Regions from separate parts of the Homo sapiens genome. Here all the other regions are linked to region 2. The links are chromatin contacts, found by Hi-C or POLR2A ChIA-PET in ENCODE. All regions are on one chromosome and are shown on one strand. The core of a region is the stretch at or near the end of the contact, and the rest is flanking DNA. Distances in the headings are between cores, read along the strand shown. Region 1 holds the start of C19orf44 (chromosome 19 open reading frame 44). Region 2 holds the start of HACL2 (2-hydroxyacyl-CoA lyase 2). Region 3 holds the start of F2RL3 (F2R like thrombin or trypsin receptor 3). Region 4 holds the start of HSH2D (hematopoietic SH2 domain containing). Region 5 holds the start of SMIM7 (small integral membrane protein 7). Region 6 holds the start of CC2D1A (coiled-coil and C2 domain containing 1A).

Region 1 (4,660 bases), core at 1,125-3,624, 1.4 Mb after region 2:
AAGAATGTGCAGGCGACAAGATGTAATGTTTATCTCTGTATTTTTTTCTTTTATTTTTTGAAATGGAGTCTCATTCTGTCACCCAGGCTGGAGTGCAGTGGTACAATCTCAGTTCACTGCAACCTCTGCCTCCTGGGTACAAACGATTCTTCTGCCTCAGCCTCCCAATTAGCTGGGATTATAGTTGTGCGCCACCACACTTGGCTAACTTTTTTGTATTTTTGTGGAGACAGGGTTTCACCATGGTGACCAGGCTGGTCTCAAACTCCTGACTTCAAGTAATCCGCCTGCCTTGGCCTCCCAACATGCTGGGATTACAGGCGTGAGCCACCGTGCCTGACCATATTTTTCTTTTTTTTTGAGATGGAGTCTCACTCTGTCACTGAGGCTGGAGTGCAGGGGCATGATCTCTGCTCACTGCAACCTCTGCCTCCCGGGTTCAAGTGATTCTTCTGCCTCAGCCTCCCGAGTAGCTGGGACTACAGGCATGAGCCACCACACCCAGCTAATTTTTGTATTTTTAGTAGAGACAGGGTGTCACCGTATTGGCCAGACTGGTTTTGAACTCCTGACCTCATGATCCGCTCGCCTAAGGCCTCCCAAAGTGCTGGGATTACAGGCATGAGCCACCGCGCCTGGCCTATTTTTCTTTTTAATACGAAAATTAAAATGAGAAAAAGTACCCACTAACCTTTTCCTTCTGAGGGGCATGGCCCTTGATCCTCAAATGCACTTGACTAGTGTCTATTAAGAGGGGCAATTTTGGTAATGCCTACTAATAACACATTCATATAAATATAATCCAAAGAAGGTTAAATACCATTGCATATTTGACAGTGCTTCAAGTATGATTTTATTATACCAAATAAGCTGAATATGTCTCCTTGGACTTCAGGGGACCTAATACCAATAAAAGTAATAATAATGATAATAGGCCAAGCACCATGGCTCACGCCTATAATCCCAGCACTTTAGGAGGCCGAGGCAGGTGGATTACTTAAGGCCAGGAGTTTGAGTCCAGCCTGGGCAATGTGGTGAAACTCTGTCTCTAAAAAAATTAGCAGGGCATGGTGGCGCACGCTTGTAATCGCAGCTCCTCAGAAGCCTGAAGCAAGAGAATCACTTGAACCCGGGAGACGGAGGTTTGAGTGAGCCAAGATCGTGCCACTGCACTCTAGCCTAGGCGACAGAGCGAGACTCCTACTACCAAAAAAAAAAAAAAAAAAAAAAAGGAATCTTTGGCAATAAAGAAAGGAGAGAGGAGGCTGGATGTTGTGGCTCATGCCTGTAATCCCAGCACTTTGGGAGGCCAAGGTGGGTGGATCATGAGGTCAGGAGTTCGAGACCAGCCTGGCCAACGTGGACCCTGTCTCTACTAAAAGTACAAAAATTAGCCGGTCATGGTGGCGCGCGCCTGTAGTCTCAGCTACTCGGGAGGCTGAGGCAGGAGAATTGCTTGAACCCGGGAGGTGGAAGTTGCAGTGAGCCGAAATCGCGCCACTGCACTCCAGCCTGGGCAACAGAGCAAGGCTCCGTCTCAAAAAAAAAAAAAAAAAAAAAGGAGAGAAGAAACAAAAAAACAAGGAAAGGAGCCCCTTAAGTTCTACCTTTGCCTTAATGTCTTCATCTGTAAAACGGGAATAAAAGCGTTTTGGCTGTGCCACAACTACCTAGAGAGGTTGCTATGGAAATGTAACATTAGGCTCAATTTGGTCCTGATTCTACACTAACCTTTATCTTTCTCTTTATGACCATAAAACTTGCCCGACGAAAGTCTAAAATGCCCAAATCGGGAGTCATTGGTGGACTGCAACCATCGGTTTCTCCAATGCTCTGTGGGGAAGGGGAAATAACACCGGTTAGAGGTGATAATGGTTAATTTGGGCTAAGGGAAGGGTGAAGGGGACCCTCGAGGATTCGAGGGTTCGCTGCCGTGGACCCCGTGGCGACTCTGGCCAGCCTTAGGGGGCGGAGATGGGGGAGCTTACACCTCCGCCACCACGGGCGTGGCCCCTTCACCTCCGTCTAGAAATTCCTCTTGGAAATAGACGGTAGCCAGCGCCACTCGCAGCATGCATATGGCCCAGAGCTGGACCAAAGCCCGGGCCATGGGGGTGTGCACTGCGCTTCCGGTCGCCGCCACCCCTTAGCTCCCAGCTCTCTCTGCGGCTCTTCAGGCGCGTCCCGAAACTACAACTCCCGTCACAACTCGCGATTATGACCTGAGGGTCCCATTGGTCGCTGCGGCGCGGGGCACGTTGGGCCCGCCCCGGAACTACCGCTCCCATGACACCCCGCGATTGTGATTCGGGGCGCCATTGGTCTGCGGGGCGCGGTGCTTCCCGGGAGATGTAGTCTCTTCTGCTCTGGCTCTGTTGCCCAGGGCAACCGCTCCTTCAGGCGTGAATGTGGCGGCTGCCTCTGCGAATGGACGGCGTGGGAAGAGGTCGGCAGGGCTGGTGGGGAGGTGACCTAGCTGGGCGTCCGGGCTCGCGAGGGGGATACGGGGAAATGGGGCCTTCTCCGGGGCTGAGCTGGTTGGGCCGCTGCAGGATGGTCCCGCGCCTCAGTTTCCCTGTCTGGGGTCTATTGGAGCATGGTCCTGCGCGGGTCGCTTCATAGCTGGGGAGAAGAGCAGGATGGTCTCAGGGGCGCCAGGGTTTTCAAGTTTTGGTTTGTTGATTTGTAACAACTTTATTGAGCCTTCATTTACATACCATAGTGTTCGCCACTTTTAAGCTGACGACTCCGTTATTTTTAGTAAATCTACAAAGTTGTGAAGCCGTCGCCACCATCCAGCTCATCCAGCTTTAGAACTTTGCGTCAGGCCGGGCGCGGTGATTCACGCCTGGAATCCCAGCACTTTGGGAGGCAGAGGCGGGAGGATCACTTGAGGCCAGGAGATCCAGACCAGCCTGGGCAACCTGGCGAGACCCCATCTCTAAAAAAGATAAAAATAAAAAATTAGCCAGGTGTAGTGGCACGCGCCTGTAGTCCCAGCTACTCAGGATGTTGAGGCAGGAGGGAGGATTGCTTGTGTCCAGGAGGTCAAGGGCTGCTGTGAGCTGTGATCATGCCACTGCACTCCGGCTAATTTTTTGTATTTTTAGTAGAGATGGGGTTTCACCATGTTTGCCACGCTGGTCTCGAACTCCTGACCTCACGTAATCTGCCAGCCTTGGCCTCCCAAAGTGCTGGGATTATAGGCGTGAGTCACAGCACCGGCCCGATCTGCTTTCTGAGTTTATTGGTTTGCCTTTTCTTGACAGTTCTTACAAATGAAATGATAGGGTGTGTGGAGTTTAGTGTCTGGCTACTTTCTTTTTTCTTTCCTTTTTTTTTTTTTTTTGAGACAGATTCTCGCTCTGTTACTTAGGCTGAAGTGCAATGGTGCGATCTCGGCTCACTGCGAACTCCGCCTCCCAGGTTCAAGCAATTCTCCTGTCTCAGCGTCCTGAGTATTTGGGATTACAGGCGCATGACACCACGCCCCGCTAATTTTTGTATTGTTAGTAGAGACGGGGTTTTACCATGTGTGTCAGGCTGGTCTCGATCTCCTGACCTCGTGATCCGCCCGCCTTAGCCTCCCAAAGTGCTGGGATTACAGGCGTGAGCCACTGCGCCCGGCTTGGCTACTTTCCCTTAGCGTGATGTATTTGAGATTCCTGCGTGCTGTTATATTAGTATTTGTTTTTTAAATTGCTGAACTGTATTACACTGTATGGATGGACCATAGTTTGTAATCCATTCACTAATTAATGGATAGTTACATTGTTTTCCGTTTTAGTCTACTAGGAGTAATAAATATTATGGGGCCAGGTATGATGATGTGGGATTGTAATCTCAGCATTTTGGGAGGCTGAGGCTGCGGATCTCTAGAACCCCAGGAATCTGAGAACAGCCTGGGCAACACAGTGAGACCTTGTTTCTACAAAAAGTTAGCTAGGCATGGCAATGTGTGTCTGTAGTCCCAGCTACCCAGGAAGCTGAGGTGGGAGGATCGCGTGACCCCGGGAGGTCGAGGCTGTAGTGAGCCATGATAACACCACTGCACTCAGCCTGGGCAACAGAGTGAGAGCCTGTCTCAAAACAAAACAAAACTATTACGAACATTTGCATACATTTGCATTTCTCTTGGGCCACATGGGAGTGGAATCCCTGGATCACATGGTAACTCTATGTCTAACCTTTTGAGGAACCAACTGTTTTCCACATTGAGGACTACATAATTTTACAATTCCCCCAACAACATATGAGGGTTCCAATTTCTTTATTTTTTTTAGAGATAGGGTCTTGCCCTATCATCCGGGCTGGAGTCCAGTGGCACGATCATAGCTCACTGCAGCCTCAAACTCCTGGGCTCAAGCAATCCTCCCACCTCAGCCTCCCGAGTAACTGGGACTACAGGTGTGTGCCATCAGACCCAGCTAATTTTTTCATTTTTTGTAGAGATGGAGTCTCCCTATGTTGCCCAGGCTGGTCTCGAACTCATGGGTTCAAACAGTCCTCCCATCCTGGCCTCCCACAGTGCTGGGATTACAGGTGTGAGCCACTGTGGGCTTCAATCTGTTCACTTCCTCACTGACACTTGTTACGTGTATTTTTGATTATAGCCATGCTAGGGGATGTGAAGTAGTAGCTCCTCATGGTTTTTTTCTTT
Region 2 (4,756 bases), core at 1,568-4,067:
CAAAACTTACAGAGTGGCCGGAAAAGGGACAGCTGATCAACAGCCTGGAGCGCACCCCGGTTCTGGCAAAGACAGAGGTGTGGCAGGGTTATCGCATGAGCCCTTCAAGCCCCCCTAGGCCCCCACTGGCCCCCAAGGACTGGGTACCTGCAGCAGAGTGCTGGCAGCCCCACCCAGAAGCAGGATTGGGGACTGAGCCATCTGAGCATTCTTCACCGCAGTCACCGTGTTGGTGAGGCCAGGGCCTGCTGTCACTGCCGCCACGCCCACCGTCCCTGGAACACAGAGCCCATCACAGCCATGCCCACTCTCTTGGCCATTCTTCCACCTCTGAAAAACCCCTACCCTCACAGACACTCTAGCCCACAGTCCAACCAGTCCCCAGCCCTCTCTGCAATGCCCTCACCGGACAGGCGGGCCATAGCATCAGCAGCAAAGACGGCCGTGACCTCATGGCGTGTGTCCACCACACGGATGCCCAGTTTCTCACAGGCCACCAGCAGCGGGGAAATGTGCCCACCGACCAGCGTGAAGATGAACCGCACACCATGGGCCCTCAGCACAGCGGCCACGTTCTCTCCGCCATGCCGGACGCTTGCCTTGTCCACCTGGGCCCAAGGACAGGTGGAGCAATAAAGTTAAAGGCCAGGGCAGAGGGCAGCTGGGAAAGGGGGCAATCCCCCTGCCCCAGGTAAGGGGGCAGGAGCAGGGTGAGAGGTCAAGAGAAGCTTGGTCTTGGTTAGGCATATATTATACTACATGCCAGGCTCAAACCAAGGCATAACATCTTATCAGATCCTCTTGTCATTACATCCCTCTTACAGCTGAGGACATCAAGGCTTGCCCAAGTAAGACTGAAAGTTCAATAGAACCCACGCTCTTAAGTGCCCCACTGTTACACTGCCTGTCTCCAGGATGGCAGGGCAATCAGGGAGAGAGGAGAGGGTTATATAACCCAGGGGGTTTGGCCAGGGGCACAACGCACGCAGAGCAGATGGCAGGGAGCCATCTGCTGTGACTCCTCCCTGCCCTCCAGTATCCTTGCAGAGCCTGGCAGCTGGGCTCCTGATCCCAGCCTCCCTGATGCCCTCCTGATGGACGCTAAACAGGCCCAGGGCTTAGTTGACAGGCTGCCAGCCACCATGTGCCTGGCACGGGAGTGAGCTGCTGGCACAGACTGTGCCGAGGCCTCCCAACTCCAGCTGCCTCACAGCCCTACACATCCAAGGCTTGCTTTAAATCTCCTAAGTCCTGAAGGTCAGTGGCATCACTCCTGGCTAGCAGAGGAAGCAGTAGAGAAGGGTTTGGGGAGGGAGAGGTCAAGCTTGGTCCCTGCTAGGAGAGAAAGGGTTGAGGAAGGGGTCTGGAGAAGGGGTAAATTTCAAACAGAGGTGCAAGGAGTTTAGGGGGACACCTGTGGGGTCAGCTCTCTCCAAACATGTCACCTAGGGCAAACCACCACACAATCTCTCTGAGCCTCAGCTTCCTCTTGCAGAAAATGAAGACAGAAAGAACAGCACCTACTTTCAAGGAAAAGGTAAGGGGTAGGTAAGAAAGTCTACAGTACTGAGCTCAGCAGAGGGCAACTGTTATGAAACTGTCACTGCCACCCCCTCGCTGGAGCCTGCCCTCTGCCCCATTTATCCCATCCAGGTTAGGGAGCACAGAGTGCTGTCCATCTGTTCTGTGAAAAGAGTCACTGGGGAAGGAGGTAGGTGGGGTGCGAGTGCCCCGGCAGCGGCAGCTTCCGTGTTCTCTCTTACCAGTGGCAAAGTCCAGGCCTCCATACACAGCGTGGCAATGGAGACAGGGCCCTGGACAGAACCTCTTACCAGTCCCTCTGGACTAGTCGGGGCTCGCTTTCCCACCCTGCACAATGAGTGAGCTGGAAGCAGCACCACGAGGCCCCTCCCTCTTTGACTGCCCCCAGCCCACCTCCCATTCTGTGCCCCGCACCTTGTGCAGCAGCTGATAGAAGAGCCCCAGGCGGTGAGCGGCGCCCAGCAAGGCGGCCACCAGCGTCCCGCAGGCCAGGAGCAGGAAGGAGGGGAATAAGCTCCCAGCGGGGGCGGCGGCCGCGGGGGTCTCCATGAGGTGGTACCTAAGAGAGAAAGGGCACTTCCCAGACTTGGGCGCGACAGGGAACCTCTCCGGAAGAAATCGCGCCCCTTCTCGCAGCAGGATCCAGGGCCACGACCCTTGCCGCCAGTTTCTGTGCGGCCACGCCCCCAACCCTGCCAGACCACGCCCTTTGTGCGCCTAGGCTCGGGGTGAAGCCATGCCTCTCCGTGACAAGGTCACGCCCCTCGCGGGGCTAGCCCCAGTCCTTTACATCACCACCACTCCCACCCAAACTAGCCACCACAAGTCAAGGTGGCGACGACAGCACCACACAGTTATCTTCCACTTACCTACTTGTCAATGGACAGGCGGAAGCCCCGCCTCTCTTTCCACAACCGGACCCCAAATCTCAGCCCCAGTAGTGAGCCCGCCCCATGTTACGTCACCAAGAGGCACGAGGTCACGCCCCCGGGTTAGCGGGCGCGACCCTCCACGCAACCCACGCCTCTCCCTTAAAGAGCGCACGGGCCCGAGCCTGATCCCCGACCCCGGGCCAGGCTGGGTCGAGGTCACATCGCATCAGGATGTGGTTCTCCCACACCAGCTCGACCCCCGACGCTATTCACCTTCACCTCCAGGATATGGCGCTGCCTCCAGCAGAATTCGGCCCCCTCCGTGTCACGTGACCCGGGAGCGTGGCCGTGCCCGGGTGGCCCACTTGGCTCAGCGGCGCCCCGTAGTCCGGCCCGATGCGCATGCGCACAGTCGGAGCCCCGCTCCGGGGCCACCCGAAAGAGCCTTGCCTCTACTGGCCGCCTCCCTCATAGACCCCGCCTCCCCTTGCCTTTCATTGGCTCGCACTGCAGACCTCACACCCATTTTATGTTTTAAAACCAGGAGGCCACGCCCCTCAGCGGCTTCAGGAGCCCAGACCTTTGGGGGCCCACCTTCCGCAGCTTTCCATTGGCCCCACGGTGGAAGCCCGTAGGTTCAGGCCCTCCGAACACAGCTCGCTTTCCACACCAGCGGGGCCGTACCAGAGCAAGACCATGTCTCACAAAATAATAATAATACTTAAAAAATGGTAAATTTTATGTTATGTATATTTTCCACACTATAAATAAATATTTGTGCATGTATATATATATATGTGTATATTTTTTGTATAATAGGTATAGTAGTAAGCAAAGGAAATTCACACTGAGTCACATTCTACAAAATGCCTAACCAGACCTCTACAAAACTGTCAAGGTCATGAAAAACAAAGACTGAGGCACTGCCACAGACTAGAGGAGGGAAAGGAGCTGTGACAACTAAATTCAATATAGTACCCTGGACTGGATCCAGGAATCAAAAAAAGGACAAATTTGTGGATAAAGTTGGTGAAATCCAAATAAAGTTTGGAGTTGAGTTAGTAGTAATGAACCAGTGTTAATCTTTTTGTTTCAGTAAATGTATTATGGTTATATAAGATGTTAGCATTCAGGGAAGCTGGATAAAGAGTAGACAAAAATTATCTTGCTATCTTTGCAGCTTTTCTGTAAAGCTAAAAAAGAAAAAAAAAGTCTTAATAACAAGGATACAATTTTCCAGAGAGAGAGAAAGATGTTGTAATAGATGTAAATTCTTTCTTGGGAGACAAAGCTTTAACATGCTCCAAGACTAATTATCTGACCAATCTCTCCCCAGATAAAGAAAGATTGTCACTAGGCAAATGTCCAAAAAGCTTCTCAGCCGAAAGCTGGATTATTCAACAGTCCCTGAAACAAATATACACAGAGGACAAGTGATTTTTTTAAAAAGGGAAACAAGCCTGGCATGGTGGTCCATGTGTGTAATCCCAGCACTTTGGGAGGCCAAGACAGGAGGATCGCTTGAGGCCAGGAATTTGAGACCAACCGGGGCCAAAAAGTGAGACCCAGTCTCTCCAAAAAACAAACAAACAAACAAACTTAGCCAGGAGAATCGCTTGAACCCGGGAGGTGGAGGTTGCGGTGAGCTGAGATCACGCCATTGCACTCCAGCCTGGGAAACAGAGCAAGACTCTGTCTAAAAAAAATTTTTTTTAAAAGAAAAAAAATTAGCTGAGTATGGTGGCACGTGCTTGTTATCCCTTTTGCTTGGGAGGTTGAGAAGGGAGGATTGCTTGAACCCAAGAGGTTGTGTCTACAGTGAGCTGTGATCGTGCCACTGCACTCCAGCTGGGGCAACAGAGCAAGACCCTGTCTCTAAAAAAAAGGGGGTGGGTGTGGGGCAGGGGAGGAAACAAATACCATGTATCTAAATTGATCGAAATTTAAAGAGAAGTGCAACAAATTATTGAGTTAGAGGGATACAGTAAGGGCCTCTCTTAGGACAAGCAGAAGGACTCTCTAAGGAGGTGACAGTTGAGCAGAGAGACCAGGAGGAAGTGAGGACATGGGCCCCACAAGGATCTGGAGAAAGAGTAATCCAGGTAGAGAAGATGGCACATGCAAAGGCCCTGAGGTGTTTTATTAATTTCCTTTGATGGCCATAACACATTACCACAAATTGGGTGGCTTGAAACAACAGGAATTAATTCTCTTACACTTCGGGAGGCCAGAAATTCAGCATGGAGGCATCAGTGGGGCCATACACTCTCTCGAGATCTTTGGGGAGGATCCTTACCTTCTCCAACTTCAAGAGGCTCCAGGCATTCTTTGGCTTATGGCTG
Region 3 (4,804 bases), core at 2,156-4,655, 1.8 Mb after region 2:
TTGATTTTTTGTAGAGACAAGATTTCACTATGTTGCCCAGGCTGGTCTTGAACTCCTGAGCCCAAGCGATCCCTCTACCTCGGCCTCCCAAAGCACTGGGATTACAGGCATGAGCCACCACTCTGAAACAGCCCGGCCTGGCTGTCTGCCCTTTTTAAGAAAATAAGATTTTGGCCGGGCGTGGTGGCTCACGCCTGTAATCCCAGCACTTCGGGAGGCTGAGGCGGGTGGATCACCTGAGGTCAGGAGTTTGAGACCTGCCTGGCCAACATGATGAAACCTCGTTTCTACCAAAAATACAAAAATTAGCCAGGCATGGTGGCGGGTGCCTATAATCCCAGCTGCTCGGGAGGCTGAAGCAGGAGAATCGCTTGAATCCAGGAAGCAGAGGTTGCAGTGAGCCGAAATGGCACCATTGCACCTTCAGCCTGGGCAACAAGAGCGAACCTCCATCTCTAAATAAAAAATATTTTGGCCAGGTGCAGTGGCTCATGCCTATAATCCTAGTGCTTTGGGAGGCTGAGGCAGGTGGGTCACCTGAGGTCAGGAGTTTGAGACCAGCCTGGCCAACACGACGAAACTCCGCCTCTACTAAAAATACACAAAATTAGCCGGGCATAGTGGCAGGCGCCTGTAATCCCTGCTGCTGGGGAGGCTGAGGCAGGAGAATTGCTTGAATCCAGGAAGCAGAGGTTGCAGTGAGCTGAGATTGCGCCATTGCACTCCAGCCTGGGCGACTGATCGAGACTCCATCTTAAAAAAAAAAAAAGTTTTTATGGAAAGTAACACAGTGCACAGAAAACTCCAACAGTACAAAACAGACACATGGTTTCCTCTCCTCCAAAGCTGTCGCGCCCAGCGTCCTCCGGGAAGTACCTGGGCAGTGTCGCCTGGGTACAGCTTGTGCCTGACAGGGGCAATGTCATCGTCACCTCTGCTTGCTGGGGTTCCCCCGACAGCCTGTGCTGCCGTGTTGTTCCCGGGGAGGGGCTGTTGGCGGGCACCTCCCTGCTTTGTGCTGCTGTGTGGATATCCTCCCAAGGACATCTTCCTGTGCGTGTGTCTGGCAGAAATTCCTAGACATGGAACCCTTGAGTATAAGGGCATGTGCGTCACTATGTTTTTTTTTTTTTTTTGAGACGCGTTTCACTCTTGTTGCCCAGGCTGGAGTGAGGCTGGAGTGCAATGATGCAATCTCGGCTCACTGCAACCTTTGCCTCCCATGTTCAAGTGATTCTCCTGCCTCGCCTCCCGAGCAGCTGGGATTACAGGCATATGTCACCATGCCTAGCTAATTTTGTATTTTTACTAGAGATGGGGTTTCTCCATGTTAGTCAGGCTGGTCTCGAACTCCCAACCTCAGGTGATCCACCCGCCTCTGCCTCCCAAAGTGCTGGGATTACAGGTGTGAGCCACTGTGCCTGGCTTTTTTTTTTTTTTTTTTTTTTTTTTGAGTCGGAGTCTCGCTCCGTTGCCCAGGCTGGAGTGCAGTGGTGTGATCTCAGCTCACTGTAACCCCTGCGTCCTGGGTTCAAGAGATTTTCCTGCCTCAGCCTCCTGAGGAGCTAGGACTACAGACGTGCGCCACCATGTCTGGCTAATTTTTGTATTTTTAGTAGAGACGGGTTTTCACCATGTTGGCCAGGACGGTCTCGATCTCTTGACCTCGTGATCCACCCACCTGGCCTCCCAAAGTGCTGGGATTACAGGCGTGAGCCATTGCGCCCGGTCGTGCATCACTATTTTGATGCATCATCTTCAAACCACCCTGCCCCAGCATCACTGGACTGCCGGTGTGCCCAGCCTCCCCTGCACAGCTTCCCACTCTGCTCACAGAGAAGACGGTGGAGGGGGGAGCCCAGGCGTGGGTTTTCCGTGTGCTGAGGGTGTCCTCAGCCACCTTTTTCCCCAAGTCATTGACGTGAAGCTGATTTTCTCATTGGTGGCCATGGAAACTGCCCAGAAATGGGAGCAGGGCCTCTGAGACCCTGCCCCAGCTAGACTCTCTCTCCAGGCTTCAGTGTCTCCTCCTGGAGCTGGGTGTTGACTCTGTCCAAGACTCTGCTCAGTCACTTCCTGGCTGATCCCCGAGTGCTCAAGTGTGTGATGAGATTAGGGCTCCCCCAGGCAGGAAACGGCCACATTGGACCCCTCCCTCCCCCATCCCTAGTTCATTTTATTTTCCCCAATCCTCATGGCTCCCAACTAGGCCCTCCTGCTCCCAGACCCCCCCAAGCCCTGTCCCCCATCCCCTGTAGCCCAGCGCTGAGCACACTGGGGCCAGAACCACCCATACCAGACTCCCCCAGGGCACGACGGGTTGAGGCCTCTCTGAGGCAGGGAGGGACAACACTGAGGGGCCTTGTGCAGAAGAGGGAAGGGGTACCCCCCCGAGCTTCAGTTTCTTCATCTGCCCGATGAGCCCCCATCCAATGGTACCCAGGAGTGGGGATGTGCTGGGGCTAGAGGAGGGAGGCCCCCTGGAGGCTGGCTTGGGGACCCTTCAACCTGGCCACCTCACTCAGGGTCAGAGGTCAGAGCAGGCGAGCCACACACCCCGAAGTCCCCCCGGTCCTCGGCAGGTGCTGTCCCCAGCATCACTGTCTCCCCTACAGATGCCCGTGTGTCCCCTGGGCAAGAGTGAAGTGAGGCACTCATACAGGGGTGCCTTGTGAGTATGGGGTCAGCCGAGGATGCTGAGGGGCTCTCGAGGTTCAGCCAGAGTCCCTGACGCTGGGCTCGTGCTGCTCTGGGGGTCTGAAGGGACCCTCGCTATTACCCTCTGGGAGGCGCCCATCCTTGGTTTTTTTTTTTTTTTTTGCCGAGTCTCGCTCTGTTGCCCAGGCTGGAGTGCAGTGGCAAGATCTCGGCTCACTGCAACCTCCACCTCCTGGGTTCAAGCAATTCTCCCACCTCAGCCTCCTGAGTAGCTGGGACCACAGGCATCTGCCACCAAGCCCAGCTAATTTTTGTATTTTTATGAGAGATGGGGTTTCTCCATGTTGGTCAGGCCGGTCTCAAACTCCCAACCTCAGGTGATTTGCCTGCCTTGGCCTCCCAAAATGTTGGGATTACAGCCGTGAGCCACCGTGCCTGGCCTAGCAGGGCTCTTCTTATCCTGCTCACCAGAGATAGGAAGTCGGGGGGTGACTTCAGGAAAGGCCCAGAGCCCGTGATGGGCGTGGGGATTGGGGTGAGGACAGGGCTGTCGTGAGAACAGTGGCTGCAGATGTGAGCGGCTGGCAGGAAGTGGCCACTTGAACCGCAGATGCTTCCTGGGCTGGTCAGGGACCGGGGGTGCTGGCTGCAGCTGGGACCCCCCCCCCTGCATCTTGCTGGCCTGGCACCTGGGTCCCTGGGAGGCGCCACACTGGATATAGCCACGTGGGGCAGCCCGGTCTCCATAACCCACACTCCAGTCCTCCCACGGGCTGGCTGGCAAGCGGCCCTGGTGGGTCTGCGGGGGCAGGGGCAGCCTTCCTGGTTTATCTCTACCGGCGCGATCTGCTCGTCCGCCTCGGCTCCAGAAGCTGGGGCTCAGGGTCCGGCGAGGCAGGAAGCCTGAGGCCACAGCCCAGAGCAGCCTGAGTGCAGTCATGTGGGGGCGACTGCTCCTGTGGCCCCTGGTGCTGGGGTTCAGCCTGTCTGGCGGCACCCAGACCCCCAGCGTCTACGACGAGAGCGGGAGCACCGGAGGTGGTGATGGTGAGTGGTCCTGGCTTTGGGGTGCAGAGATGGGGTTACATCAGAGATGGAGCTGGGGGCCCGGAGCTGGGGAGGGGGAGGCCGGGAAGTTGCGGGCTTCAGCCCAGCCCACTCTGTATCCCGTCTCTGACCCCATAGGGCTGGGCTATTCCCTTGAGTGTCATGTCCAGCTGTTTCCCACCAGGGCAGACCCCAGGCTCTGAGCACCTCCCTCCCTGCTGCTTCTCGTCACCTGCCGAGGCAGGGGCTGACTGAGGTCCCCTCTCTCTCCCAGACAGCACGCCCTCAATCCTGCCTGCCCCCCGCGGCTACCCAGGCCAAGTCTGTGCCAATGACAGTGACACCCTGGAGCTCCCGGACAGCTCACGGGCACTGCTTCTGGGCTGGGTGCCCACCAGGCTGGTGCCCGCCCTCTATGGGCTGGTCCTGGTGGTGGGGCTGCCGGCCAATGGGCTGGCGCTGTGGGTGCTGGCCACGCAGGCACCTCGGCTGCCCTCCACCATGCTGCTGATGAACCTCGCGGCTGCTGACCTCCTGCTGGCCCTGGCGCTGCCCCCGCGGATCGCCTACCACCTGCGTGGCCAGCGCTGGCCCTTCGGGGAGGCCGCCTGCCGCCTGGCCACGGCCGCACTCTATGGTCACATGTATGGCTCAGTGCTGCTGCTGGCCGCCGTCAGCCTGGATCGCTACCTGGCCCTGGTGCACCCGCTGCGGGCCCGCGCCCTGCGTGGCCGGCGCCTGGCCCTTGGACTCTGCATGGCTGCTTGGCTCATGGCGGCCGCCCTGGCACTGCCCCTGACACTGCAGCGGCAGACCTTCCGGCTGGCGCGCTCCGATCGCGTGCTCTGCCATGACGCGCTGCCCCTGGACGCACAGGCCTCCCACTGGCAACCGGCCTTCACCTGCCTGGCGCTGTTGGGCTGTTTCCTGCCCCTGCTGGCCATGCTGCTGTGCTACGGGGCCACCCTGCACACGCTGGCGGCCAGCGGCCGGCGCTACGGCCACGCGCTGAGGCTGACCGCAGTGGTGCTGGCCTCCGCCGTGGCCTTCTTCGTGCCCAGCAACCTGCTGCTGCTGCTGCATTACTCGGACCCGAGCC
Region 4 (4,555 bases), core at 2,056-4,555, 1.0 Mb after region 2:
AGACCACTTGAGGTCAGGAGTTCAAGACCAACCTGGCCAACATGGTGAAACCCTGTCTCTACTAAAAATATAAAAATTAGCCAGGAGTGGTGGTGCACACTTATAATCTCAGCTACTGGGGAGACTGAGGCAGGAGAATCGCTTGAACCCGGGAGGTGGAGGTTGCAGTGAGCCAAGATCGCACCACTGTACTCCAGCCGGGGCGATAGAACAAGACATCATCTCAAAAATAAAAAGGCCAGATGCAGCAGCTGACACCTGTAATCCTAACACTTTGGGAGGCTGAGGCGGGAGGATCACTTGAACGAGACCAACCTGGCAACATGACAAAACCCCATCTCTTCAAAAATCCAAAAATTAGCCAGGCGTGGTGGTGGTGCTCCTGTAGTCCCAGCTACTCAGGAGGCTGAGATGGGAGGATCACTTGAGCCCAGGAAGTAGAGGCTGTGGTGAGCTGAGACTGCACCACTGCACTCCAGCCTGGGCAACAGAGTGAGGGGACCCTACTCAAAAAAAAAAGAAGAAGAAAAAGAGATTAGCCACAGAGAGGTGAAGTGAGTTGCCCAAGGCAGCTCAGCCCATGAGGTCTGAGGCCCAAGCCAGAGTCTCCCCCAGGCAAACACAAAGGCCTTGCTTGAATTAAGTCACAACAAAGAGTCCTGATTCTCTCACTCCCAACTCATCTCCATGTGCTGTGCTGGAGAGTTGCCTCTCCTAGCATCTTCACATGATTAAGGAGGGCTATTATGCCCATTGCACAGATGCAGAACTGAGGCTCAGAGAGGCTGAGCAACTCACCTTAGGACACACAGCAGGTGAGTGAGAAGCAGGGCTCCACGTGTCTCCTGCTTAGACCTTGTTGACCACAGAGGGCAGACGAGGTGCTGCTGTTGCCGAGGAGGAGCAGGGGGGTGAGAGAGGCACCCAGGGTGAGCCTGGGGTTATCTAGCCCAGCTGGGCCAGGGCAATAGGCCCTTGGGGAGGCCCCCAGTAGGATCTGGGCCCTTTCTGCCTGAAAGGAGAGGAGGAAGTAGTTTTGTTTGTCTGCCTGGGGTACGAGCACACGGCCAGAGCTGGCCAATCTGTTAGGCACACAGGGCCTGCACCCAGGACCCAAGTGCTGTGTGGGACTTCCCAAAGGGCTTCAGCTTATTTAAAATCAGAAGAAAAAAAACTGAACATCCTAATAATAAATATACAATAAGGAATCCAGCCTGGACCACATCGGTCTTAATGCCAACACAGTTGTAAAATAGAATTTTAAGCTGGCACGGCGGCCCACACCTGTAATCCCAGCACTTTGGGAGGCTGAGGCGGGTGGATCACCTGAGGTCAGGAGTTTGAGACCAGCCTGGCCAACATAGTGAAACCTTGTCTCTACTAAAAATACAAACATTAGCCAGGCGTGTTGGTGGGCACCTCTAATCCCAGCTACTCAGGAGGCTGAGGCAGGAGAGTCACTTGAACCAAGGTGGGCGGATCGCTTGAGCCCCAGGAGTTTGAGACCAGCCTGGGCAACACAGCAAGATCCCATCTCCAAAAAAAATATTTTTTTAATTAGTCAGGTGTGGTGGTGTGTGCCTGTAGTCCCAGCTACTTGGGAGCCTGAGGCAGGAGGATCACTTGAGTCCAGCAGTTCAAGACTGCAGTGAGCTATGATCATACCACTGCACTCCAGCCTGAGTGACAGAGTGAAACTCTGTCTCTAAAATAGGTTAGTCAATTAATAAAAATATTTTAAAATATTTTATAATGGAGGAAGTCCTGGTGTGGACCTATGCGTGCCATGAGACCCCAGCCTGTCCAGGCTCAATTCAGTTTCAAGGCCTTTGTGCCTGCTCTTCCCTCCCCCAGCCTGGGCAATATAGCAAGACCCCATCTCTACAAAAAAATATACTCTTTCTGCACTACGCACTCCCCAAATCAAGATGATTCCTTCTCACCCTCAAATGCCCCTTCCTTCACGTCAGTTAGGTCACCTCTGTGGGTTTGTGCAACTGCTGTTCCCACTTCCTGTTTCCCCTTTGGATTTTTTTGTTTGTTTGGGGTTTTTTGTTTTTTTGTTTTGTTTTGTTTGGTTTTCGTTGGTTTTGTTTTGTTTGAGACGGAGTTACACTCTCGCTGCCCAGGCTGGAGTGCAGTGGTGAGATCTCAGCAAACCGCAACCTCCACCTCCCGGGTTCAAGCGATTCTCCTGCCTCAGCCTCCCAAATAGCTGGGATTACAGGCATGTGTCACCACGCCGGGCTAATTTTGCAGTTTTAGTAGAGACGGGATTTCTCCATGTTGGTCAGGCTGGTCGCGAACTCCTGACCTCAAATGATCTGCCCACCTTGGCCTCCCAAAGTGCTGGGATTACAGGCATGAGCCACCGCACCCAGCTGGTGTTTTTTTGTTTGTTTGTTTTGCGGGGGACAGAATTTCCCTCTGTCATCCAGGCTAAAGTGCAGTGGCGTGATCTCGGCTCACTGCAGCCTCTGCGTCCCTGGTCCAAGCGATTCTCTTGCATCAGCCTCCTGAGTAGCTGGGATTACAGGCACCCGCCACCACGCCTAATTTTTGTATTTTTAGTAGAGACAGGGTTTTACCATGTTGGCCAGCCTGGTCTCAAACTCCTGGCCTCAAATGATCCACCCGCCTCGGCCTCCCAAAGTGCTGGGATTACAGGCGTGAGCCACCGCGCCCAGTTTCTGTTCCCCCTTTGTTGCTTTTGTTTTTGTTTTGAGAAGGAGTCTCACTCCGTTGCCCAGGCTGGAGTGCAATGGTGCGATCTCTGCTCACTGCAACCTCCGCCTCCCGGGTTCAAGCAATTCTTGTGCCTCAGCCTCCTGAGTAGCTGGGATTACAGGCGTGCGCCGCCACACCCGGCTGATTTTCGTATTTTAATAGAGACGGGGTTTTGCCATGTTTGCCAGGCTGGTCTCAAACTCCTGACCTCAAGTGATCCGCCTGCCTCAGCCTGTCAAAGTGCTGGGATTGCAGGTGTGAGCCACCGCACCCGTTCCCCGTTCTCCCTTTGTAATGATGTCTCACTCCTCTTCACTGCTTGATAGATTATAGATGCCAGGAGTCAGGGGGCCTGCACCTGTCTCCGTGTCACCCCTGTGTCCTCCAAACAGCAGGCACACAGTAGGTGCTCAATAACAACTTGCTGGGGGCAAGACAGGAGCAAGCTGTCTCTGCACCTGTGGCACCAGATGCTTTGTTGGACTGCAGACAGGGTGACTTGAGCTGTCCTTGTTCCGCCCCCAGGGCTCACCTGCTTGAGGAAACAGGAACTGCCTCGGGGCAGCCAGCCCCGCCCCATTGACGTGCAGACCTTGAATCGAAACCCAGGCTCCTGCAGGCACTGGCACAGCTACAGCGAGGGCCTCGGCCATCCAAGGGTCTCCCAGGTATGTGACCCAAGAGCCTCAGCCCTCGAGGAGACAGAACGTGGGGGCTGGGCTAGGCCAGAAGGAGGGACAGGGCTAGTGGGGCCTGGGGTGGCAGGAGGGATTTTCTAGGGGCATGGGGGAGAGCTTCGTGGAGGAGGGGGTATTTGTGGTGACCACAAATGGAAAATGGAGCTGGAGTTAGGGAAAAGGGGGTCTTGGCAAGACAACAGCATGAGCAAAGGTATGGAGAGGCAAGAGAGAGAGAGCAAGGATGTCTTTAGGTCTAGAATGTGGGTAGCGGGGAAGTAGAGGAGGCTCCCAGGCCAGGGTCAGGAGCTTGAATTTGAGCATGCGGTCTTTCATCACTAGATAGCTGTTCACCAGCAAAGACCCTTGCACCCTCCTCTGTGCCAGGCCAGCACCAGGACACAGAAAAAAACAACAACACAGGAACCTAGCCCTAAGCCCTGATCCCTAGGAGGCCCTCAGGCTGGTGGAGACAGAGCAAGATAAAGACACTCTAGCTCCATGGAGTCATGGCTGGACCAGAGAGAGGAACAGGGGGGAACGTTGGGGACAGAGAGGGGTGCCAGGGTGTTGTCTGGGGGGAGATGCAGGAAAGCTGCCTGGAGGAGGGGACATTTTTACTGGGTTTTGAAGGATAAATAGGAGCTCTTCCAAGTAAAAAAAAAGAATAAGCCTGTAAACATTACCCCATGATAGGTCACAACTGGATTCATGAATATTGTATATATATCTCTATATATACACAGTGCTAGCTAAACTTTCCTAGGTAAATATCATTATTCCCAAATTAAAGACAGAAATACAGGGACAGAGAGCCATTAAGTGACTTATCTGAGGTCACACAGCGGCTAAGTGGGCGAGCTAGGGTTTGAACCCAGGCCATCTGGGTCGAATTCTAGGCTCTTTTTTTTTTTTTTTTTTTTTTTTGAGACGGAGTCTTGCTCTGTCGCCCAGGCTGGAGTGCAGTGGCTCGATCTCAGCTCACTGCAAGCTCTGCCTCCCGAGTTCACGCCATTCTCCTGCCTCAGCCTCCCAAGTAGCTGAGACTACAGGCGCCCGCCACCACACCCAGCTAATTTTTCGTATTTTTAGTAGAGACGGGGTTTCACCATGTTAGCCAGGATGGTCTCAATCTCCTGACCTCGTGATCT
Region 5 (4,514 bases), core at 2,015-4,514, 1.5 Mb after region 2:
CAGAGAGAGGCTCCATCTCAAAAAAAAAAACAACAAAAAAACAAAAAACAGGCTTTCTGAGGAAGTGCCAGAGCTCCAAGTTCTGACCTCAAACATGGGCAGTTTAACAAATGTGAGCTCAAATCCTGCCTCTGTCCTTCTGCACAGGTGACCTGGTGACCTGGGACCATCCCTGCACTATCTATGTGCATTCCCTCTTGTGTCAATAGGGGTGTCAGGCAGCTAGGAAGACCTTAGCACACTGCCTGGCACGCATGACGCTCTCAACAAATGCAGCCACTATGGTATTACAGTTAAGCCAGGCAAAGAGGATGGAGGGCAAAGAGCAGCTCCCACAGGGGAAGCAGCAGGTGCAGCACCTGGGCTGGAAGGAGACTGGACACAGCAAAGCAGGAAGCTCCTGACAGAGCACTGGTGCCCTGCCTGGCATCCCTGTCACTGATGCTCCTGCCACTTTGTGCCAAATCTCCCGCCCACTGGAGCTCTGATTCGGATCTGTACAGTGCAACTCTAGGGCCTGGTAGTGCCTTCCACGTGGGGGTTAAGTAACACATGGCTGCTGAGTCAATGTATGAATGGATGGATCAATGGATAGACGGACAGATGGTCTAGTGATTGAGTGCACAACCGCTAGAGTCAGAAAAACCCAGGTTCTAATCCTGATTCTCATTGATTCCCTATGTGGCCACAAAAAAGTTGAGCCACATCTCTGACCCTCAGTTTCCTGATCTGTAAAATGGGAAAGTGACCATTATCTTTTAAGAATGGAGGGAGAATGCAACACTAACAGGAAGCACCTAACTGGGTCAGCACCCAAGGGCAGGCCCCCAAAAAGGGGAGCTGCTGGAGTGTCTTCAAAATCTCAGCTCGGCCAGGCGTGGTAGCTCATGCCTGTGATCCCAGCACTTTGGGAGGCTGAGGTGGGAGGATCGTTTGAGACCAAGAGTTGGACACCAGCCTGGTTAACACAGCGAGATACCTATCTCTACAAAAAACATTTAGAAAATTAGCCAGGCGTGGTAGTAAGTGCCTGTAGTCCCAGCTACTTGGGAGCCTGAGGCAAGAGGATCTCTTGAACCCAGGAGCTCAAGGCTGCAGTGAGCTATGACTGTGCCGCTGCACTCCAGCCTGGGCAACAGAGCAAGACCCTGTCTCTAAAAGAAGAAAACCTCTGTTCCTCAGGGTTCCCCCATCCTTGGGCAGTGCTCCATCATGGCATCCACCGCCTTGACTGTGACGCCGCCTCCTCAAATGGCCTTCCCTTCCACACCCCAGCAGGAGGGCAACCCCATCACCATCCTGTGACTCCCTGCCTCTGTCACCTAACGTCACCTCTGTCACTATCTATTCCCTGCTTAGAAACCATGTGTCCCACCCCATGGTAAGTTCCACTCTATCTGTCTTACCCCTGCTGTACCCCAGCACCTAGCACAGTAGCCAGCATGCGTTAGGTACTCAAATATCTGGTGAATGAAAGAATTAATGAATGGATACAATAGTCATGTACAGATCCCCTTAAGACTCCAAATAGTTACACAATCAAATTCAGCAGGAAGTGTAAATTCTGGGGCCTCCAGGGCCCAGGCAGATGATAGACATATGAAGGGGTTAGGGCTGGGATGAGGCAGAGTCTACAGGCCCCACCTCCTCAGAGTCCTTCTCAACTACACTCAATAGATGCAAACAGCTCTCCTGAATCTTGAGTTGCAGAATGTTCCAATTTTTCAAGAAAAATCAGACATCTTAATTTTTATATAAAATCTCCTGATTAAAAATCTAATGTTGGCATCTAATTTTAAAAGTGGCAGGTCTGCAGCACTCTGAAAGCAACAGCTATGTGTGAGGTTGTTCATTCATTCATTCACAGGCATCGGAGGACGGGTACGGCAAGAACAAAGGATGGGACAAGCCAAGCTAGGGCCTCTTCTCTGAAGTTTACAGTCATATGTGAGGGGCAGACATTAGCCAGATGACAGCAAACATAACAGAACATTATAACGGTAGGAAGTGATGTGAGTGCTCACATCAGGGAGGTCTGGTAGGAGAAAGAAATAGATGACAGAGGTAGGCAGAAAGGCTAGCACATTCTCAGTCATCTCCCACTCACACACACGCTCAATTAAAGAGAAAACTTGTGGCTCACGCCTGTAATCCCAGCTCTTCGGGAGGCCAAGGCAGGGATCACTTGAACCCAGGAGTTCGAGACCGGCCTGGGCAACGTGGAGAAACCCCATCTCTACAAAAAATACAAAATTTAGCCTGGCATGGTGGCACACACCTGTAATCCCAGCTACTAAGGGGGCTGAGGTGGAAGGATCACTTTAGCTCAGGAGGTCGAGTCTGCAGTGAGCCATGATCGCACCACTGCACTCCAACCTGGACAACAGAGCAAGACCTTGTGTCAAAAAAAAAAAAAAAAAAAAAAGAGAAAGAAAGAAAACGAAGGTAGGGCTTGGCGAAACAGAACTGTCCTCTGAAGTGGACCATGCAATTCCAGGATCCAATTAGACCTTACCTGTGCTGGGCTCCCTGGACTCCTCCCCAAAGCCCTGCGTGTCCTTCTTTTTCCTACAAAGAGGAGCAGACAGTGTCCACTTTCAATGGGACATAGAGTCCTCAGCCCCCTGACCCCCAGCTCAGAAGGCCACAAACACTAAGTTTCAGCCCTGGCCCTGCCGCAAACTTGCTGTGTGACCTCTGACGTTCAATACCCTTCTCTGGGCCCCCACTGCCCGGACAATCACAGCCAGGTCAGCAGCCACCGACCGTTTACAAAGTGGCCCGACAGTGCGGGTGCAGGGCGGAAGGTCCGCGGTGGGGCTATTTCTTGGGGGATGGGGCTTAAGCTCTCCAGGAAGGTGAACAGAGGGACAACCAAGGAACGGAGAGTATGGGTTTAAGGTCTCTCGGGGGGTGGGGGGCGAGGAAGATAAACCAGGCTGGAGGCGTGCCCAGAGGGCGGATAGGGCGGGGCCTGCGGCTTGGGGGCGGGGCCTGAGAAGTGCGCCGAGATCACGCTTATGAGGGCGGGGCTACGGGTTCCCCGGATGGAGCCGCAGTCCGGCCGCGACCTACTCACAGCTTAAAGTTCAGCACCGCCCCGGCATTCATCAGCAACGTCCTGCAGAGGGAGAATTACAGTTACTAGGGGCGCCCCCGCGTCCTGCCTGGCTCTCTCTTCCCAGCCTCTGGTCCCCCTAATTACCCGAACAGCAGGATGTCTCCGATCATCGTTACGGCCGAAGCGTCCGTCAGAACCGGAAGCGGAAGCCCCAGGGAGGGAGGGGAGAGGAGCACAAGCCGACCAATCCTAAAGCAACAGTGGCGAGGGCTGGGCCAATCGAAGGTCAAGGCTGGGAGGGTCCCGCCCTCTGCAGGCCAGACCCCCTTAGGGGAGCGCGAGCGCCCCACCTCGCTGGGGAGGCCCCGAGAGCCAGAATGGGAGGAGCGGGGTCTCCTGGGGGCGGGATTGGGTCACGCGTTCGAAGCGTGCCGCGCATGCGTGAGGTCTCGATGCCGTAGGGTTAGCTGGGCAGCAATTCCTACTCACTTTCTGGGGTCCCAAATTGGGCTTCTGGACAAAAGGAATCCTTTGACTCCTGAGCTGCACAGGGTGCGGGGTCCTGACGCAGTGGGGTCCCTAGAAACGGGTGCCCCAACCAACTGGGCTCTAAAATGAGATCCTCCTGGGCCCCATGGGGAACGGGGGTTCCCACTGAGCTGCCCCCCACAAGACGTCCTGATTTGCAGAGCCCCACCGGAGACGGGGTTCCTGATCGAACGGACCCTATGGGGCAGAAAAGTCTTGACGGGGCTCCACAGAGGACCGAGGTCCTAACCTATCTCCACGGGGAACAGGGGTTCTGATTCATGGGGTCCCACCATGGCGTAGGGGTCCTCACTGGGCTCCACCGAAGATCGGGGTCCTAATTGAGCCCACGGGGACAAAGTCCTGGCCGATCCGGCCCCCTGGGAACGGGCGTCCCGCGTGGGTGGGCTCCGTGAGGGACGGGCCCCCAGAACAGGCAGCTCCCCAGCCTCCCTCGCCTTGCACGGGTGCCCCGCACCCCGCCTCGCTGGGCGGAACGGGGTAGCGATGGCAGGAGGGTCAACGCCTGGGACGCCCGACCGTCCAGCTGCGTCCGTGGTGCTGGGCGTCCCCACCACCTGTCCCGGGGTGGGCCGTCGCCCCTCCTCTCCCGCGGGGGCCGGGCCTGGGGTGGCGCCTGGCGGGCGGGGGCGGGCCCAGCTGCGGGGGCGCAGTCGCCGGGCCGCGGGCGGCGGGACGGACGAGGCCGGGGCCCCGGGTGGCACCCGGCAGGCGGGCAGGCGGGCGCCATGGAGCTGCTCTCGGCGCTGAGCCTGGGCGAACTGGCGCTCAGCTTCTCGCGGGTGCCGCTCTTCCCCGTCTTCGACCTCAGTTACTTCATCGTCTCCATCCTCTACCTCAAGTATGAGCCAGGTGAGCCGGGGCGGGGGGCTGGAGGGGACCGGCAGCGGGTGGCGCGGGCCGG
Region 6 (4,688 bases), core at 637-3,136, 1.2 Mb before region 2:
CAGGCTGGTCTTGAACTCCTGGACTCAAGCGATCCGCCCACCTCGGCCTCCCAAAGTGCTAGGATTACAGGCGTGAGCCACCACACCGGCCTTCTATTTTTCTTACCAGCATGAATTAAATCCTTTTTGTCTTTTTCTTTTTTTTGAGACAGAGTCTTGCTCTGTTGCCCAGGCTAGAGTGCAGTGGCACCATCTTGGCTCACTGCAACATCGGACTCCCAGGTTCAAACGATTCTCCTGCCTCAGTCTCCCGAGTAGGTGGGACTACAGGCATGTGCCACAACACCTGGCTAATTTTTGTATTTTTAGTAGAGACGGGGTTTCACCATGTTGGTCAGGCTGGTCTTGAACTCCTGACCTTGTGATCTGCCCGCCTCGGCCTCCCAAAGTGCTGAGATTACAGGTGTGAGCCACCGCACCCGGCCAATCCTTGCTTCCTTTTAAGGAGGTTAAGGCAGTCGTGTTAGCCAGATCTGCAATAAACAAGCCCACATTCTTCCCACAAGCAGAAGCAGAAATCAACAAGTGTCCATTTGAATGAACGTACCTGAGGTCCGCAGCTTCTTCCTCTTAGTCATTTTATCTTCCCCTTGAGAAATCTGAAAACAAGCAAAATCTCTCATCATTATAAGCAGTCTCTGTCTCTGTTTATATCCAGTGGCTTTGGCTGAGAGCAGAGGTTACCCCTACCTCCACCTCAGCCCATTTGGCTGCCCCAGGGGTCAGATGGCTCCCACTGGGACACAGGATGGGACACAGAGTCACAGCCACTTTGGGCCATGGCCAGGTAGGAATTCAAACCTCCTCCAAACTGAAGATCTTATGCCCAGGACCTGAAAGACAAATGGGCCCTGGGGGGTCCTTATAGATAGCCCCGGGGACCCAGACTCTGGTCCCTAGGATGAAACAGCCTGTGTGAAGCCCCTCCCTCCAGACTGGGGTATCTGGGGGCCCTTCCAAGGACACTTGAGGACTCTCCAGGGGCCTCTGGAGACCAGCCTGGCCAATATGGTGAAACCCCCTCTCTATTAAAAACACAAAAATTAGCCTGGGCATCGTGACGCACACCTGTAATCCCAGCTACTTGGGAGGCTGAGACAGTAGAATTCCTTGAACCCATGAGGCAGAGGTTGCAGTGAGCCGAGATCGCTCTACTGCACTCCAGCCTGGGCGACAGAGCGAGACTCCGTCTCAAAAAAAAAAAAAAAAATTAGTCAGGTGCGGTGGCACACACCCGTAATCCCAGCTACTCAGGAGGCTGTGGTACAAGGCCAGGAGGCAGAGGTTGCAATGAGCCAAGATCGTGCCACTTTAAAGGGGACAGCTGGGTCCTTGGAGGGGAAAGAGCTGCCATAGGCCGGTTTCTCCCAGCCTTGGGGGCGAGGCAAACCAGAACGGACCTGGGCCACAGAAGTCGTTGAGGACCCTCTGTCCTTATCAGAAACGAGCTCTGCCTGGATCAGTTGGGAATAAGTCGCTTGAATTATCCGCGTTACTCTTTTTGGAAAAAATAAATGGCCAAATTGGCCCTCACAGAACGCTGGAGGCCTCGAGTCCGGAGGTGAAAGATGGAAAGGCCTGAGGGTGGGCGCTGTAGACCCCGCTCCCGGTGACAAGCCCCACACTGACACTACGCCGACCACCGAGAAGTGAGGACTCCACAGGCCGAGAGCCCACGTGAAGCCGGAGCCCGTCGGTGACTGACAGACGCTCTGAACCCCACAGATGTCGCCGCCCCTCACACCTGCGCGCGCTCTGCCTCTTTCCCGCGCCCCGCGAGGTCCCGCCCCGCGCATGAGCGACGCAAACACCGCCCTCGCAGCCCGCGACAGTCAGCACCGCCCCAGCCAGGCGCCTGCGCGCCCACGCACTACCTGCCGGGAGTTGTAGTTTCGGCTCGGCAGACCCGGCGAGCCCAGTGGCCGCGCTCCGGTGCGGCGGCGCCCGAGGCCCGAGGCGGAAGTGGGACGGCCAAGCAGGGAAGCGAGGGCTCGGGATCGACGGCCGCGGGGCGCCGACGAGGAGTGCAGGACTCAGGAAGGGCGAGTGCGCGGCGACAGAGCCCGGGGAAGGAGGCAGGGCAAGGCCGGGCTTGGGGGCAGGTGGTCCGGGCATCCAGCCTTGAAGATGCACAAGAGGAAAGGACCCCCGGGACCCCCGGGCAGAGGCGCCGCGGCCGCCCGCCAGGTGAGTTTGCGCCCCACGGCCCGACCTGGGGATCCCTCCCCACCCCCGTCACTCGCTCAGGGAAGGGCCCCACCCCCCAGGGAAGCCCGATCTCCGCCCCACAGGTAAGCCCCGGTCCCCGCCTCCCCCCAGGTGAGGCTCCAACACCACCCAAGTGTGGCCTACTGGCCTTGGCTCCCCAGCTCCTGGGGCCCTGCCCCGGGTTCGGGGCCACCTGTTGCCACAGCTGCTCCAGTCGAGGAGGGGCAGTCCTCGGACTTGACACATCAAACCCTTGCATCAGTCGGGCCATGTCAGACTCTTTTTATTCCATTGTACAGATGAGGACTTTGAGACTCAGAGACGTGAAGACATCTGCCCAAGGTCATAGGGATTAACAGCTTGGCCAGGGCTAAGCACAAATCCAGGGCTGCAGCCATAAGCTTATGGCACTGTGGCTGGACCCCTTCTCACTCTCCCGACTTCTTTGCCCCAGGCACCAGATAGTTTGATTTTTCTCAGTTTTGATGGAAGGAGCCCAGGACATAGCTTGGTGTTCAGATATTAGAGTCTGGCTGACCTGAAGTTCCCTCCTGGCCTCTGTACATCGGACACTTGACTTTACAGCTCTGAGCCTCAGCTTTCTCATCTGTAAAATGGAGATCTCTATAATCCCAGCACTTCAGGAGATGGAGGCGGAGGCAGAGGTGGGAGAGTCATTTGAGGCCAGAGTTTGAGACCAGCCTGGGCAAAAGCAAGACCCCCGTCTCGACAAAAAAAGACTAACTGGGCATGGTGGCATGTGCCTGTAGTACTACTACTTGGGAGGCTAAGAAGGGAGGATTGCTTGAGCCCAGGAGTTCAAGACCGCAGTGAGCTATGATTGCGCTACTTCTGCTCCAGCCTGGGTGACAGAACAAGACTCTTTCTCTAAAATAAAGATAAAAAATTAAAAATGGAAGTCCGGGGTGGTGTCTCACACCTGTAATCCCAGCACTTTGGGAGGCCATGGCGAAACCCCATCTCTACTAAAAATACAAAAATTAGCTGGGCATGGTGGCGGGCACCTGTAATCCCAGCTACTCGGGAGGCTGAGGTGGGAGAATCGCTTGAACCGAGAGGCGGAGGTTGCAGTGAGCTGAGATCGCGCCACTGCATTCCAGACTGGGTGACAGAGCAAGGCTCCTTCTCAAAATAAATAAATAAATTCCTTCTGAAAATAAATAAATAAATAAAAAATTAAAAATGGAGACCTCCAAGAGACCCTACATTACAGGACAGTTGTAGAGAGTCATTGAGATAGTTTATGGAAAGTGCTAGAACATAGCACTCAATAAATGTTACTATTATCATTATTACTAGTTGGTGGAACCATACATAATTGCCAATATTTGGCCATTTTTTACCTACAGGAAAGGCAATTTCATATGGTTAAACACGATGTTATCACATCATGATTGGTCATTAGCCAAGATAGGAAGACGGGTCTGCATGGCAAACCTGCATTGTGGTTAGGGGTTCTTTTTTTGTTTGTTTGTTTTTGAGACAGAGTCTTGCTCTCTCGCCCCAGGCTGGAGTGCAGTGGCGCAATCTCGGCCCACTGCAACCTCCGCTTCCCGGGTTCAAGCGATTCTCCTGCCTCAGCCTCCCGAGTAGCTGGGATTACAGGCATGCGCCACCATGCCTGGTTAATTTTGTATTTTTTAGTAGAGACGGGGTTTCTCCCTGTTGGTCAGGCTGGTCTGTCTCGAACTCCCCATCTCAGGTGACCCGCCTGCCTCGGCCTCCCAAAGTGCTGGGGTTACAGGCGTGAGCCACCGTGCCCGGCCTAATTTTTGTATTTTTAGTAGTGATGGGATTTCACCATGTTGGCCAGGCTAGTCTCGAACTGCTGACCTCAGGTGATCCCCCCACCTTGGTCTCCCAAAGTGCTGGGATTACAAGCGTGAGCCACTGCACCTGGCCCTGTCGTCAGGGCTTCTAATTGCTCTTCTTTTTTTTTTGGAGACAGAGTCTTGCTCTGTTGCCCAGGCTGGAGTTTGGTGGCGCAATCTCAGCTCACTGCAACCTCCACCTCCCAGGTTCAAGCAATTCTCCTGCCTCAGCCTCCCGAGTAGCTGGGATTGCAGACACCGCCAGCACTCCCAGCTAATTTTTGTATTTTTAGTAGAGACGGGGTTTCACCATGTTGGCTAGGCTGGTCTCGAACTCCTGGATTACAGGCGTGAGCCACCGCATGCAGCCATCATGCTCTTGAAGCCCAACCTTCCCACACAGCCCCTCTGCTGAGGATGCTGGAAAGAAAAGCCCAAGTGTACAGAGTAGCTTTGCTTTGGGCAAAGTGTGGAGCCTGCTTCCTTCCCTCCTTCCCTCCCTCCCTCGCTTCCTTCTTTTTTTCCTTCCTTCCCTCCTTCCTCCCTCCCTCTCTCCCTCCCCGGCTCCATCTCTCTTTCTTTCTTTCCTTTCAACAGGGCTTTACTCTGTTGCCCAGGCGGAGTGCCGTAGCACAGTCATGGCTCACT

The links. A loop is a pair of places that touch in the nucleus more often than their neighbours do. ChIA-PET counts read pairs that join two places held with the same protein, here RNA polymerase II (POLR2A). Pooled maps may share reads with other maps.
Region 1: a pooled map shows a loop between it and region 2 (14-fold over the local background). The contact joins the promoter of C19orf44 here to the promoter of HACL2 in region 2. A Hi-C loop is called at or near these places in 7 of 50 pooled maps.
Region 3: a map with no recorded cell type shows a loop between it and region 2 (5-fold over the local background). The contact joins the promoter of F2RL3 here to the promoter of HACL2 in region 2. A Hi-C loop is called at or near these places in 2 of 37 single-sample maps with no recorded cell type and 3 of 50 pooled maps.
Region 4: a pooled map shows a loop between it and region 2 (5-fold over the local background). The contact joins the promoter of HSH2D here to the promoter of HACL2 in region 2. A Hi-C loop is called at or near these places in 1 of 50 pooled maps. POLR2A ChIA-PET finds 5 or more read pairs at or near these places in 2 of 52 experiments (K562 and activated naive CD8-positive, alpha-beta T cell).
Region 5: a pooled map shows a loop between it and region 2 (16-fold over the local background). The contact joins the promoter of SMIM7 here to the promoter of HACL2 in region 2. A Hi-C loop is called at or near these places in 1 of 37 single-sample maps with no recorded cell type and 8 of 50 pooled maps. POLR2A ChIA-PET finds 5 or more read pairs at or near these places in 1 of 52 experiments (PC-9).
Region 6: a pooled map shows a loop between it and region 2 (6-fold over the local background). The contact joins the promoter of CC2D1A here to the promoter of HACL2 in region 2. A Hi-C loop is called at or near these places in 1 of 50 pooled maps. POLR2A ChIA-PET finds 5 or more read pairs at or near these places in 2 of 52 experiments (activated B cell and activated T-cell).

What each region holds. Positions count from the first base shown.
Region 1 is chr19:16,494,020-16,498,679 of GRCh38, forward strand. It overlaps C19orf44 (chromosome 19 open reading frame 44), which reads left to right and starts at 2,375. Exons shown (of 9, transcript NM_032207.4): 1 at 2,375-2,446. It overlaps CALR3 (calreticulin 3), which reads right to left and starts at 2,148. Exons shown (of 9, transcript NM_145046.5): 1 at 2,020-2,148; 2 at 1,732-1,833. The coding sequence starts at 2,110. RefSeq lists enhancers at 1,412-1,912, 1,913-2,413, 2,048-2,477.
Region 2 is chr19:15,122,969-15,127,724 of GRCh38, forward strand. HACL2 (2-hydroxyacyl-CoA lyase 2) reads right to left here and starts at 2,818. Exons shown (of 16, transcript NM_006844.5): 1 at 2,688-2,818; 2 at 1,957-2,101; 3 at 407-608; 4 at 148-275; 5 at 1-62. The coding sequence starts at 2,091. ILVBL-AS1 (ILVBL antisense RNA 1) reads left to right here and starts at 1,192. Exons shown (of 3, transcript NR_186314.1): 1 at 1,192-1,257; 2 at 1,496-1,537; 3 at 2,959-3,206. RefSeq lists enhancers at 1,558-2,323, 2,324-3,087, 2,582-2,671 and silencers at 2,272-2,321, 2,892-2,961.
Region 3 is chr19:16,885,594-16,890,397 of GRCh38, forward strand. It overlaps F2RL3 (F2R like thrombin or trypsin receptor 3), which reads left to right and starts at 3,406. Exons shown (of 2, transcript NM_003950.4): 1 at 3,406-3,705; 2 at 3,980-4,804. The coding sequence starts at 3,597. RefSeq lists enhancers at 490-990, 4,081-4,680.
Region 4 is chr19:16,140,380-16,144,934 of GRCh38, forward strand. HSH2D (hematopoietic SH2 domain containing) reads left to right here and starts at 3,306. Exons shown (of 6, transcript NM_001382417.1): 1 at 3,306-3,395. RefSeq lists enhancers at 2,599-2,648, 2,747-3,441, 2,929-3,088, 3,169-3,428, 3,569-3,648 and 2 more.
Region 5 is chr19:16,656,880-16,661,393 of GRCh38, forward strand. It overlaps SMIM7 (small integral membrane protein 7), which reads right to left and starts at 3,265. Exons shown (of 5, transcript NM_024104.4): 1 at 3,206-3,265; 2 at 3,080-3,121; 3 at 2,516-2,568. The coding sequence starts at 3,231. TMEM38A (transmembrane protein 38A) reads left to right here and starts at 4,260. Exons shown (of 6, transcript NM_024074.4): 1 at 4,260-4,462. The coding sequence starts at 4,339. RefSeq lists silencers at 3,858-4,057, 4,078-4,327.
Region 6 is chr19:13,904,315-13,909,002 of GRCh38, forward strand. CC2D1A (coiled-coil and C2 domain containing 1A) reads left to right here and starts at 1,887. Exons shown (of 29, transcript NM_017721.5): 1 at 1,887-2,187. The coding sequence starts at 2,128. BRME1 (break repair meiotic recombinase recruitment factor 1) reads right to left here and starts at 1,803. Exons shown (of 9, transcript NM_001345843.2): 1 at 1,401-1,803; 2 at 548-599. The coding sequence starts at 578. RefSeq lists a silencer at 2,202-2,261.